Linked DNA regions of Homo sapiens: region 1 is linked to region 2. The links are chromatin contacts, found by Hi-C or POLR2A ChIA-PET in ENCODE. All regions are on one chromosome and are shown on one strand. Each heading gives the region's core, a stretch centred on a gene start or an enhancer-like site at or near the end of the contact. The rest is flanking DNA. Distances are from core to core; before and after follow the strand shown. Region 1 overlaps LOC101928277 (a long non-coding RNA gene). Region 2 overlaps LOC105378009 (a long non-coding RNA gene).

Evidence for each region. Hi-C counts contacts between places; a loop is a spot of excess contacts on that map. ChIA-PET counts read pairs that join two places held with the same protein, here RNA polymerase II (POLR2A). Pooled maps may share reads with other maps.
Region 1: a map of psoas muscle shows a loop between it and region 2 (2.4-fold over the local background). The contact joins two enhancer-like sites. A Hi-C loop is called at or near these places in 3 of 168 maps with a recorded cell type or tissue (cardiac septum, gastrocnemius medialis and psoas muscle) and 2 of 50 pooled maps. POLR2A ChIA-PET finds 5 or more read pairs at or near these places in 1 of 52 experiments (AG04450).

The regions. Positions count from the first base shown.
Region 1 is chr6:134,825,137-134,828,612 of GRCh38, forward strand. The region is part of intron 2 of LOC101928277 (a long non-coding RNA gene); the gene reads right to left. Among named protein-coding and RNA genes, the nearest start is that of ALDH8A1, 120 kb to the right of the region's middle. Within about 2 kb of position 2,140, at least 13 of the 41 ENCODE cell types and tissues checked have a DNase peak (open chromatin) inside an H3K27ac peak, as active enhancers do.
Region 2 is chr6:134,340,806-134,344,292 of GRCh38, forward strand. All of the region lies in intron 1 of LOC105378009 (a long non-coding RNA gene), which reads right to left. Among named protein-coding and RNA genes, the nearest start is that of SGK1, 24 kb to the left of the region's middle. Within about 2 kb of position 1,601, at least 4 of the 41 ENCODE cell types and tissues checked have a DNase peak (open chromatin) inside an H3K27ac peak, as active enhancers do.

The DNA of each region.
Region 1 (3,476 bases), core at 890-3,389, 480 kb after region 2:
CAACATGGTAAACCCCATCTCTACTAAAAATACAAAAATTAGCTGGGCATGGTAGCACACACCTGTAGTCCCAGCTACTTGGAAGGCTGAGGCAGGAGAATAGCTTGAACCTGGGAGGCGGAAGTTGCAGTGAGCTGAGATTGCACCACTGCACTCCAGCCTGGGTGACAGAACAAGACTCCATCTCAAAAAAAAAAAAAAAAATCCATTTCCCTTATCAACTGAAACGTGGGTTTATATAGCAGGGAGAAAAATGTAACAATGTGTAAGAAAACAGGAACTAGGGAGGGGCAAAGAAGAAATCATGACGAATGAGGGGTCAGGCATCTCATTGTCTGGATCTGGTGACTTCGTGAATTTCAGTCCTTTGATACTTTTTTTGAGAGGTATGAAAGTCCTTTCATAAGAAAGGAACTCAGATAAAACGAATATTAGTTTCAAGCTTTAAGACTAGAAAGGTCAATTTCTATGTTTATCAAAAAGAACTGTCTATGGGACCATTGGGTCAGTTTTTTTGTTTTGCTTTGTTTTGTTTTTTGAGACGGAGTCTTGCTCTGTCACCCAGGCTGGAGTGCAGTGGTGAGCTCTCCGCTCACTGCAAGCTCTGCCTCCCAGGTTCATGCCATTCCCTGGCCTCAACCTCCCGAGTAGCTGGGACTACAGGCACCCGCCACCACACCTGGCTAATTTTTTTTTTTTTTTTTTTTTAAGCAGAGATGGGGTTTCACCATGTTAGCCAGGAAGGTCTCAATCTCCTGACCTCGTGATCCACACGCCTCGGCCTCCCAAAGTGCTGGGATTTTAGGCGTGAGCCACTGCGCCCGGCCAGGGTCGGTTTTGATGTCAGAAAAGGATAGTACGTAGATGTCATTAAAAGACAATCATGGCAACCAACTCTAACTTGGTTATTTAGAGGCCAGCATTTCTTTCTTTCTTTCTTTCTTTTTTGAGATGGAATCTCGCTCTGTCTCCAGGCTGGAGTGCAGTGGTGCGATCTTGGCTCACTACAACCTCTGCCTCTGGGTTCAAGTGATTCTCCTGCCTCAGCCTCCCGAGTAGCTGGGACTACAGGTGTGCCACCACACCCAGCTAATTGTTGTATTTTTAGTAGAGACAGGGTTTCACCATGTTGGCCAGGATGGTCTCAATCTCTTGACCTCATGATCCACCCACCTCAGCCACCTGAAGTGCTGGGATTATAGGCATGAGCCACCGCGCCCGGTCAGCATTTCTTTGTAAGAGCTTTCTAGGTCAGGTGCAGTGGTTCATGCCTGTAAACTCAACACTTTGGGAAGCCAAGGCGGGGGAGATTACTTGAAGCTAGAGTTCAAGATAAACCTGGGCAACAAAATGAGACCCCATCTCCACAAAAATAAAAAGACAAAAACATTAACCAGGTGTGGTAGCACATGCTACTTGGGAGGCTGAGGTAGGAGGATGGCCTGAGCCCAGGAGTTCAAGGCTACAGTGAGCTATGATCACACCACTACACTCTAGCCTGGGTGACAGAACCAGACCCAGTCTCTAAGAAATGAAAGAAGGAAAGAAAGAAAAGAAGGAGAGGGAAGGGGGAAAGAGGGGGGAGGGGAAGAACGTTGTTTCCGAAATTGGTCAGTGTTTCCTATTCCTGCTTTGCTTATACAAGCAGAGTATCTCCTTGCTAAAATCTTGACTCAAAAGGCAACCCAGCCACTCCTGCTCTTGTTTCTCTTATTAGCTATATTTATTCAATTGCCAGGTCTTGCAAAACTCTACTCCATTTTCCAGGCCTTGGCAATAGATAATACAAGATATGTGTCTGGGCTGACATTTTTATCCAAATGAATGCCAGATATTTCACAGAGAGCTAAAAGCTAAAATCATATGATGTGGTGCACTGGCCAATGTGGTTACTGCAGTATTTCATGTCAAGGCTAGCATTCCATTCATCATTCATCAAGTGAACACCCAGTGGGATAAGGAACAAAATGGACTGTCATGCTTCTGAAGCTGCCAGACCACAAAGGACAACCAAACTTATACAGCTTCTCCTTGGCACAGCTCAAGAGTCAACTCATAGATATGGGTGTGTCCTTTCCAAATTCTCCCAGAAAAGTAGTAGCCCAGGCTGACCGCAGGGAGGTGGGAATGACCTGAAGTTGGGCTGCCTCCCCAGCTTTCTGTTCCCATGCAGCCAGCTACCCTGGCACCCTGCCCTTCTCTGAATCACCTCTGCAGACTCTACTGCTCTTGGAAGCCCAGATTATATCTCCAACATCCACACTGGACCTCTGTCTGTTGTCAACAGAGCCAGATGACCATGGAACCCACAAGCTGGAGAACTTGGTCTCCATACTTGGCTTTCTGAGAGAGTGTTGGCTCTGTGGTTTTAACTGCTTAACAAATAAGAAGTGAAAACTCTACACATTTAGAAAAGAGGGTGGGTCTGACTGGACTGAGATTCTGGGTCTGCTGAGAGCCCTGGCTTAGATGCAAGTACACTACATGGCAAAGCTGTTGGACCTCAGGTGGCTGTGAAAAGGTAGGAGCCGTTACCAGGGAAAACTGATCACATTCATCAGAGCCACCTTCGGGGAGAAACATGCATGGGAAACAAGTTCAACTGAACAATTGTAAAAAATCAGAACATAAATGGACACCTACCATGAGCCTGGCATTGTGCTAGGCAATGATCATGGTCCTGTTCTTATGAAACTTGCAGGTGACAGAGCAAAAAAAATAATAATAATCTAGTCTAGAGTCCAAATCAGAAAGTGCCTCTTAGAGGAAGTAGTATTTAAATAGAGACTAAGAAAAAAAGAGGTAGAAGGAACCACAATTGTTAAGGCACAAGAATAAAGAGATGAATCCCGGATTTTTGATTGACCTAGACAGGGCTGCTGTTCTGAAGAGCTGAGATTCTGTCTGCCACTATGCCATTATACGGGCTGCTGAACTGTACAAAATATGGTCCCAAAACTTCATTCGAGTTTGGCTAGTACATGTCTCAGGAGCATCTTAGAAGGGGTATTACGATATCTCAGGTATCTGCAAATTATGGCTCACCACCTGAATTTGTAAATAAGTTTTATGAAAATACAGCCATGGCCATTCATTTACATATTCTCCATGGCTGCTTTTGTACTACAATGTCAGAATTGAGTAGCTGCCAGAGAGGAAGTGTGCCCCATAACACCTATATTTTCTATCTGGCTCTGTATAGAAAAAGTTTGCCATCTGTATTAGTCCATTTTTACACTGCTATAAAGATACTACCCAAGACTGGGTAATTTATAAACAGTGGAGTTTTAATTAACTCACAGTTCCACGTGACTTGGAGAGGCCTCAGGAAACTTACAATCATGGCAGAAAGGGATGCAGGCTCCTTCCTCACACAGTGGCAGGAGAGAGAGACCATGTGTGAAAGAGGAACTGTCAAACACTTATAAAACCATCAGATCTCGTGAGAATTCATGCAGTATCATGAGAACAGCATG
Region 2 (3,487 bases), core at 351-2,850:
CAAACTCTTTCCTCAGCCTCACTCTTATTACTACAGTACAATAACGGTTGGGCCTTCAACTAAGTGGACATTTGAGATCTTCATATATCTAAGACATTATATCATACTTCACAGCAAGAGACAGTAAGTCTTCATTTAAGGCCAAATTTCTGGTGTTAGTGGAGAATTCAGTTTGAATGCTTTTATTCATGGAGCTAAAATTGCAAACATATTTTATTTTATTTATTAAGAGACAGGGTCTTGCTCTGTCACCCAGGCTGGAGTGCAGTGGCAGGATCATAGCTCACATAGCCTGGAACTCCTGGACCCCCACGTAGCTGGGATTACGGGTGCAAACCATTGTGCATGGCTTAAAATTGCAAACACATTTGTCTTATCATATTTGTAGTCTGTACTTCAGAGCAAACTAGGATAGAAACGAAGGGAAAACTCAGCCATCTTTACGGTGAGCCAACTTAGGGGCCTATCAGACTCTTCAGTTGGTAATGCAAATATCAGTGAGTGATTTTATAATTTCTTTATTTTCTTTTCTTTTTTGAGACAGAGTCGCACTCTGTCCCACAGGCTGGAGTGCAGTGGCACCATTTCAGCTCACTGCAACCTCTGCCACCCAGGTTCAAGTAATTCTCCTGCCTCAGCCTGCTGAGTAGCTGGGATTACAGGCATGAGCCACCAAGCCCGGCCTGATTTTTGTATTTTTAGCAGAGACAGGGTTTCACCATGTTGGCCAGGCTGGTCTCAAACTCCTGGCCTCAATTGATCTGCGCACCTTGACCTCTCAAAGTGCTGGGATTACAGGCATGAGCTGCTGCATCCGGCCTGATTTTATAATTTATTTCTTATGGTGCCTGGCATATTTATGAAAAACTTGTCTTATGTAAATCACACTTCTGGTTCTTCACAGATTCTCTTCCTACCTGTCCCTTCCCTTTTTCCCCAGGAGCGAAGCATTTCTATGTGTGTGTCTGCACGTGTGCGTGAGAGAGAGCGAGAGAGAGAGAGAGAGTGAGAGAGACAGAGAGAGAGAGAAGGGGTAGACAGAGTTCTGAATCAAGACAAGACATGGGTTTCTGTCCCCACCCCACTACATGGTTACTGGCCATGCCCCTCTCCAGCCTTCACTTTGTCTCTCTGTCTCAATTTGCTCATCAGTAAGAGGAGGACACCTTTTTCTTAATAGGGGTTTGGTGGGTATAAAACGAGGTGATATATGTGAAAAACTTAAAATCTATAATGATTAGCACAGCTTTAATACATCGCTCATCACCTGTGCAGGTCTGGAATCAGCTCCTCCGGGTGTTACCCCAGGATGGCTACGCACCATCTTTGGGAAAATCATTTCAAAAATTGTTTCAGTTACTCCACCTGTGCAAGGAGGGTAGGTATTATGCAAATGTGCAGCAACTGTCTGATCACAGCTCACTAAATAGTAGTATTACGGTTTACAGGGGATGTGGAGAGTGTGCCAGGTTTGAAAACGTCAGAGATCCAGAAACCCAACCTCAAGCTGTGCAGAGAGCCTGGGACTAGCCCAATGGTGTCGTAGCCTCCTGTCCCCAGGGGCTGCAGCTGAACCTTGAAGGGGACCCAACCCTTTCCTGGCCGGGGTGTGGACACATTGGCCTTGGGCAGGCGCTCTTAGGGCAGGCGCCAGGGTGGAGTTGGAGCAAGGCTTCTTGGAGAACCCCTCCCTTGGAAATGAATTCCAGTGCCTAACTGCAGATTTCATTCATTTTAACAAAGGACTACTCCTATTCAGTTTGATTAAAATAGAATACAGACTTCTTAGGAATTATCAACATACATACTTGCCACACATTCGCATACGTGAGAAAGAAGTTAGGATTTGTAGTGCAATGCCTGGAAAGCGTGCCCTTCGCCCAGGTATTCCATATCAGGCCTGCTGTCTGCGAAAACGGCATTCAAAATGAAAGACCAGTGCACATCATAGAGAAAATTTTTTAAGCCAAGACATTTCCTTTTTCCAATCTGTGCAAATTTATTGAACGCACTTAAAATAAAGAGCATTTGGCAAAAACTTTTTTATTATGATCTCTTAGTAAATTAATCATCAGTTACTTATTGAAAGTGTGTCTGCTGGTAGTCAAGCAGGGCTAGATAATACCAAAATAATATATTTGAGCAAGCATTTATTGAATAGTAACAGGCACTGTGCTTGGCATTAATGAGATGAAGACATGGATCCTGTCCTCTAAAAGCTTAGAGAGTGGTTCAGGATGGAGTAGGTGGGGCGTAGCAAATAAATGTTTTCAACACATGAATGTTGTGCTGATGAGAAAGCAGAGGCAGTGGGAACCAGAGAGGAGCTTCCAAATCTGGACGTTCAGAGAAGCCTGCCCTGGGGCTTGGGTTGAGTCTCAGAGGATGAATGGGAGTTGGCAAGCAAAATTGACGGAAGGGTGGGGAAGAGTTCTGTGGTTGGGTGAATAGGAAGGGCAACGTCACAGAGACGTGAAATGACATTATGCCTGCAAATAAATACACAAGGAAAGTCTGAGGCAGACTATGGAGGAAGACGAGCTGGGAGAGAAAGGTAGGCAAAATTAGGCCCCAGAAGGCATCTATGCCGTGCTAAGAAATGTGGACTTTGGGTCTATTGGTGGTCAGAAAAGGCTGAGAGAGTGACTTTGAACATAGCCTCATCCGTTGGCTGGGCATGGTGGCTCATGCCTGTAATCCCAGCACTTTGGGAGGCCAAAGAGGACAGATCACTTCAGGCCAGGAGTTCGAGACCAGCCTGGGCAACGTAGCAAGACTCCCATCTCAAAATTTAAAAAATTATAAAAATAAACATAAAAAAATTTAAAAATGAACATAGCCCTGTCCTCAGAGGATCTAGGGATTATTGAGATAAAGCCCATTACACCCTTAAGTGTAAAGGAGTGAATGTCAGAAAGGCCAACACCTAGGAAGGTTGCATTGACCTTAATAGCTGACAAATGGTAGCTTCTGCTTGCAAACATTGCTTACATACAATGTTTGCTAGTAACTGTTCATTAAAGAGTTTAAAAATATTTTTTTTCCCTTTTAAGAAAATGTATTTATTTATTTATTTATTTAGAGACAGGGTCTCACTCTGTTACCCAGGCTGGAGTGCAGCGGTGCGATCTCTGCTCACTGCAACCTCCACCTTCTGGGTTCAAACGATTCTCCTGCCTCAGCCTCCCAAGTAGCTGGGATTACAGGCACGTGCCACCGTGTCTGGCTCATTTTTTTGTATTTTTAGTAGAGACAGGGTTTCACCATGTTGGCCAGGCTGGTCTTGAACTCCTGACCTTAAATGATCCGCCCACCTCGGCCTCCCAAAGGGCTGGGATTATAGACGTGAGCCACAGCACCCAGCCTTTAAATTTAATTTTAATTTTTAATTTTTATTTCTTTTATGAGGGATGGGGTCTTGGGCACTGTCACTCAGGCTGGAGTGTAGTGGTGAAATTATGGCCCACTGCAGTCTTGACCTGCTGGG